2 separate regions of the Homo sapiens genome follow, and region 1 is linked to region 2. The links are chromatin contacts, found by Hi-C in ENCODE. All regions are on one chromosome and are shown on one strand. Each heading gives the region's core, a stretch centred on a gene start or an enhancer-like site at or near the end of the contact. The rest is flanking DNA. Distances are from core to core; before and after follow the strand shown. Region 1 overlaps MRAS (muscle RAS oncogene homolog). Region 2 overlaps PIK3CB (phosphatidylinositol-4,5-bisphosphate 3-kinase catalytic subunit beta).

Evidence for each region. A loop is a pair of places that touch in the nucleus more often than their neighbours do. Pooled maps may share reads with other maps.
Region 1: a map with no recorded cell type shows a loop between it and region 2 (10-fold over the local background). The contact joins two enhancer-like sites. A Hi-C loop is called at or near these places in 8 of 37 single-sample maps with no recorded cell type and 4 of 50 pooled maps.

The regions. Positions count from the first base shown.
Region 1 is chr3:138,367,778-138,371,146 of GRCh38, reverse strand. The region is part of intron 1 of MRAS (muscle RAS oncogene homolog); the gene reads right to left. Among named protein-coding and RNA genes, the nearest start is that of MRAS, 21 kb to the right of the region's middle. Within about 2 kb of position 1,411, at least 11 of the 41 ENCODE cell types and tissues checked have a DNase peak (open chromatin) inside an H3K27ac peak, as active enhancers do.
Region 2 is chr3:138,685,272-138,688,287 of GRCh38, reverse strand. The region is part of intron 16 of PIK3CB (phosphatidylinositol-4,5-bisphosphate 3-kinase catalytic subunit beta); the gene reads left to right. Among named protein-coding and RNA genes, the nearest start is that of FAIM, 78 kb to the right of the region's middle. Within about 2 kb of position 1,372, at least 4 of the 41 ENCODE cell types and tissues checked have a DNase peak (open chromatin) inside an H3K27ac peak, as active enhancers do.

The sequences.
Region 1 (3,369 bases), core at 162-2,661, 320 kb after region 2:
TTGCGTAAATATATTCATACCCTCTCCTGCAGCTCTACCCCATGTGAGAATTTATTCTAAGGAGATAATCAGAGAAGTGAAGAAAGATGTTAAGAATGGGGGAAAATAGAAATAACTTAATGTTGGGGGGAAAAGTTAAAGTTTATCCATATAATGGAGTACTATGCAGTCATTTAAAAGGAAGATATTCACTAACCTAGAAAAAGTGTGTTGTTATGTATGAAAAAAAGACAGGCTGCAAAACAGCTAGTAAGTACACCTGATCCTAATGCCAGGTGTGGATCCAGGCATTAAGAACTTTAGCAGATGGTTGTCTCTAAGGCAGATTTCAGGGCATTTTCATTTTCTTAATGTTTCAATTTTCTACAACAAGCATGCATTATATTTGTGTACTGGAAAAGTTTAACACTATTAAAATGCTCCCAGGAAAATAAAATGTTCAAGCCACCTGAAAATGTTTGATTTCCTCTCATTCGAGTGGGGATTTCAGCTCCTTTGGGGCAGTATAGGACCAGGTTCCAGCTGTGGCCCCGGAATCTGGTTCCAGCATCTCCCTACAACACGGGACGGGCTGAGGCTTCACTTAACTGAGCTCTTCCATGGCCAAATCCATGACGGTGAAGGCAGGCCAAGGAGAGAGGGCGGAGGGGAGTTGCAGGGTGACAGAAATGGGGAGGGAGGGGTGGCCCAGTGGCCTCTCTCCTTTGCCTCTCAGAGCTGCAGAGCGTGGGGTTCACTCCTCACTGCCCCTCTGCAACTGCTGCTCTGTCCTGGGCAATGACGCTGGGCTATGGGTGAAAGGTGTTTGCTGGTGTTTGGCTTTTTGTTTTGTTTTTGGGTGCTACTGTCACCCAGACGGGAGTGCAGTAGCGTGGTCTCAGCTCACTGCAGCCTCCGCCTCCCAAGTTCAAGAGATTCTCCTGCCTTAGCCTCCCGAGTAGCTGGGATTACAGGCGCCCACCACCATGCCTGGCTAATTTTTTTGTATTTTCAATAGAGACAGGTTTCACCATGTTGGCCAGGATGATTTTGCTCTCCTGACCTTGTGACCTGCCTGCCTTGGCCTCCCAAAGTGCTGGGATTACAGGCATGAGCCACCGTTCCCGGTCGGTGTTTGGCTGTTCTTAAAGCTCCCATTCTCTGCTGGCAGCGACATAACTAAAAAATACTAAGTGGGTGGGAAGGTATTGAAAAGGAAAACCGTTTGTCTTTATTTTCTTCTCAAAAGAAAACAAGATAAGAAATACACTAGTAAATATGCTGGAGTACATGAATGAACCTTTGAGTCGGCACTCAGACCACCCACAGCCAAATCACTTGGGGACTCCTTAAAAAATGCCCTCTGCTTGCCAAGGCAGCTGGCAGGAAATGGCCAGTGGGGGCCCCCTCCTTTTGACAGCACCCTGCTCTCAGAGGTTGAACCCTCAGAGACCACAGGGAGCCAAGCCGGGGTTCCCTTCCCACTTGGGGTTTCCTTCTAATTAGGACACAATGGAACAGGGCTAGACTACTCATTTCACACAAACATCAGACTGGGCCCCTTGTGAAAACCCTTTCAGTGCCCCACAATGCTGAGGAGGAAAGTCCAGGCCCCCTCACAGGACATTCAATGCCTGTCGCTGGCTGCCACTGCTGACCTCTCCAGCCACACCCGTGCCGCAGCCCCTTATACTCTACTGTCACCCCCAACCAGGTTTGTGGTCCCCCAATGTGTCCTGTGGTCACACTGCAGCCTCTGTGCACACCTAAGACCCCCAGGAGAGCACAAACCTCCTCATGGGTCAGCACCAGGCACTGCCTCCACCTGCGCTTTGAGCCCTGAAGTTCCTGCCACAGACGCCACAATGATGCCTAGAATTTTCTAAGTGTTTACTGTGCACAAAAGGGCAGGAACAGCATCTTGTTCTTCTCTGTACTCCCAGAGCCTGGCACAGCATTGGCACAGGGCAGACACTTACTGAATGAACTAGAGGTTCAACACGCATTTCTGAACAATGGTCAGACAACCTACACACCACAGAGCTGGCTTCCTCATGGAGAGAGCTAAGGGACAACTCTCTCAGCCAGGGCTTGGGACTGTCTCTCTCCTACTAAGAGATGAGACTAATGGCACAGACAGGACCCTTGGAATCAAGTGTGAGCTAGAAACAAAGAAGGGGTTTCCAAGGCTGGAGAATGAGTCCAGAGAACCCCCCAATTCCTAAAGGTGCTATCTCATCTTGATAGGCATGTTTCTCCGGCCCCCCCCAAAACCCTGATCAAATGATGTCTTTGCAGATGGGGAGGTCAAGACGCCAAGAGATATGAACCACACTCCTACAAAATAAGCTGGTCTCATGCGGTACAGAGAAAGATTTTTTTAAAACCACTCACAGGCTACGACGAAAAGTCACCGCAGAATGAAAAGTTGGTTGGTTGGTGGGTAAGGAGCAAACTGCTGACATTCACAACACCCCTCTCCTTTCCAGCCTTCTCAACTAAAAAGCACCTCGGAGATCATTCTAGGATGTTAGGTCTTCACTTTTGAGGATGATGGATGTGACCCTTTGAGGTGGGAAGGTGGTATAAGGTAGACTTGGGGTTCTCCTTAAAGTTTCCCCACTATTTTCTGTGCTGAATACTCCTCCTACTGACCAGTTGAGTGACCTTGGGCAAATTACCTTCTATGGCCTCAGTATCTTATTAGTAAAGTGGGTTAGTTGGAGACTCATACTTTGTAGGATTGCTCTAAGCATGAAATAAAATGTGTGAGATATGCTGAGCTCTGAGAAGATGCCCAAATGCTCACTTTCTCACCTTGTTTACTTTACTCCCAAGAAGAGGGAGCACACACACACATATACACACTCACACATACACACTCACACACACACACACTCTCTCTCATTCCCAGCCTCCTCTCAGCATGAGAAGCCTCACCACCATCTCTGCTCTGTTAACAGCCAGACAAAATAGGCCTGTGTGGGAACATCACCCATCATTTAGAGCATTGTTTCCATGGGAAATGGCTCTGAGGTTCCAGGCAGCCCCATCCACGCAGAAACCAACTTTGGGAACAGCAGCCACTTGGCCGTGGGGGCGGCTGAACTGGTTCCCATGGCAACCACTGCTCCCAGGGCCCCGCCCAGGCCACAGGCTGCATGGCAACCCAAACCCGTTGTTCATACTGGAAACTTCTGCCTAAAAGGCAATATCACTTCCTCAATAATTTTAATAACATGTGTACAAAAACCTCAGGCATCTGTAAATGGAAAAATAAGCTCTTTTGGCTGTTGTCTGCCTCTTGCTCCCTTTCTTTCCCCATAGGTAGAACCTTCTTGCATGGTTTGAAGTTGTTTCCCTGAATGCCAGATTTACCTTGTCAAACAG
Region 2 (3,016 bases), core at 123-2,622:
CCTCGTGATCCGCCCGCCTCGGCCTCCCAAAGTGCTGGGATTACATGTGTGAGCCACCGTACCTGGCTGCCCCACCCTATTTTTATATCAGATTCCTAATTTCCAGTTAAACTACTCTTTTCTAATTCATTTGCATTGCCAGAAGAACTCTCATAGGCTTCCATTAGGTGTTTTTAATATTTAGGATTTTTCATGATGTTAAAAACTTTTTCTGATCCCTTACTTTTGAAAAGCCCATTAATGATTGTAATAATAGCTAATGTTTATTCATCACTTATTATGGGTCATTTATTCTTAACAACAACATGGAATCAATATTATTAATCCTCTGAATTTTATAGAACCCTGAAATATATCTCACATCTCTGCCTATTTCCCTTGTGTTCATGGCTACCATCCTAGTCCAAGCTACTATTCTTTTTCACTGGACTTCTTCATTAACTATCTAAATTGTACCCCGTGTTTCCCTTCCTACATCTCCCCCAACATTCTATACACAGAAGATAAAGTGACATTTTAAAAATGTAGACTGTGGCCAGATGCAGTGGCTCACACCTGAAAACCCAGCACTTTGAAAGGCTAAGGTGGGAGGATCACTTAAGCCCAGAAGTTTGAGACTAACCTGCACAACATAGTGAGACCCATCTCTAGAAAAAATTAGAAGGTGGCTTGCAACTGTAGTCCCAGCTACTTGAGAGGCCGAGGTGGGAGGATTGCTTGAGCCCAGGAATTTGAGGTTGCAGTGAGCTATGATTTGATTGTACCACTACACCCTAGCCTGGGCAACAGAGCAAGACCCTGTCTCAAAAAAAGAAGTAGATTGTATTACATCATTTCCCTTTTAAAATCCCTTCAATAATTTTTCATTGCACTATGAGTAAAATTCAAATTTTCTGCCAAAGCCTGTTAGGCCATACTTAGTCATAACTTGCTTATTGTCATCATATAACCATTTTCCACACTGCATATTTTCTGGGAGCCTCAGCTTGATGTTAAAGACAATAAAAGGATGATATATGTATGAACAAATTATTCTAACTCCTGTTTTTTTTTTTTTTTGATTGATGAATTGTGAGAGGAAGACTTTACCCTGTACATAGCTGTTCTTGTTATTACTATAAACTTACAAAAGGACAAGGTGTTGAAACACTTAAAGTATTAGACTTATGTCCATGGGGTATTCAGGACACTGTTCCAGGAAGTGTGGATATCAACACAATTAGAGATGGAGCATGAAAACTTTCAACTGTACAGACATGGAAGAAGTTTCAAATTTCACATACTTGTAAAAAGTTCCTGTTTGCTTAGCCCAGTTTTTATCTGGTTGCCTTGTCACCAGTGTTTGTACAGCTCCTGAAACTGTTGAGAAGTAGAGTGATCTGTGGTTTTAACAGATGGCTAACTTGGTAAGTTTCAGCCATCTCAATTTTATCATCAAGCTGCATAGGTCCTTCCTAGTTTCCTGTGAGCAAGGTCTCAGCCTCTGTGGAAACTGCATGCTTGAATTCATCTCCCTACATAGTCTTAGTGGTTTCCTTGCATAGAAGCAGAATTTAAAAATGAAAACATGTTATAAATTAAATCTCTTGTTCATGGAATTTCAAGCCACATTGTTTATATTTGTGATAGACATATTTTATATGCTTGTTACGGTATACTTTTTAATTCTATTTTTAACATTTGTTTTTTCCAGTTTTAATGATATACTTGTAAAATAAGCTGCTCCTTCTTTATGCGTGGCTGAAGTTGTTATGAATTTTATGTACTGTGACATAAAAGACCCTCAGTTATTAAATAATAAAGTTGAATTTTATTTGTTGTTATTATTTATTTATTTATTTTATTTTTTGTGATGGAGTCTCACTCTGTCACCCAGGCTGGAGTACAGTGGCATGATCTTGGCTCACTACAACCTCTGCCTTCCAGATTCAAGTGATTCTCCTGCCTCAGCCTCCCTAGTAGCTGTGATTACAGGTGTGCGCCACCACGCTTGGCTAATTTTTGTATTTTTAGTAGAGAGGAGGTTTCACCATATTGGCCAGGCTGGTCTTGAACTCCTGACCTCAAGTGATCCGCCCACTTCAGCTTCCCAAAATACTGGGATTACAGGCATGAGCCACTGCACCTGACCCTGATTTATTTATTTTTTGAGACATAGTCTCACTGTGTTGCCCAGGCTGGAGAGTGTAGTGGTACGATCTTGGCTCACTGCAGCCTCCAGCTCCCAGGTTCCAGTGATTCTCCTGCCTCAGCCTCCTGAGTAGCTGGGATTACAGGTGCACACCACCGTGTCTGGCTAATTTTTGTATTTTTAGTAGATAGGGGGTTTCTCCATGTTGGCCAGGCTGGTCTTGAACTCCTGGCCTCAACTCATCCACTTGCCTCAGTTTCCCAAAGTGCTGGGATTACAGACGTGAGCCATCACACCCAGCCTAAAGTTGAATTTTAAACATAATGGTTTTGATTTAGTTGGCCATTGTTGATACACCTTGTACTACTTGCATAAGTTTTTTTTTTTACTTGCATAAGTTTTGATAGCCATAGTTATTATAAAAACAAGTAATTTAGATTTGAATAACAAATAGCATGTCTATATTCACACTTTATTATAAAATAATTCGTTCTAGCTATGCTGTTAATGGAAATAGAATATATTGAGATATCATACAAGAGTGATGACAAGAAGTAGATATTAAGGTTGAATAGCAAGAACCTCAGAGTTACTTCTACATAGGTTTTTCTCTAATACTAGGAAGTTGGCCAAATGGACTGGTTTAGGTTAGTGATGTCTCAAATTCTACTATACAATGAATTGCAGAATTTTGAGTAGTTTAAGTTTCATATTTATCTTCTTTCTTTCTTTCTTTTTTTTTTTTTTTTTTTTTTTTTTTGAGACAGTTTCTCACTCTCTTACCCAGGCTGGAGTGCTGCAGTGGCTTAATCTTGGCTCACTGCAACCTCCACCTCCAAGGTTAAAGCGATTCTTATGCCTCAGCCTCCCAAGTAGCTGGGATTA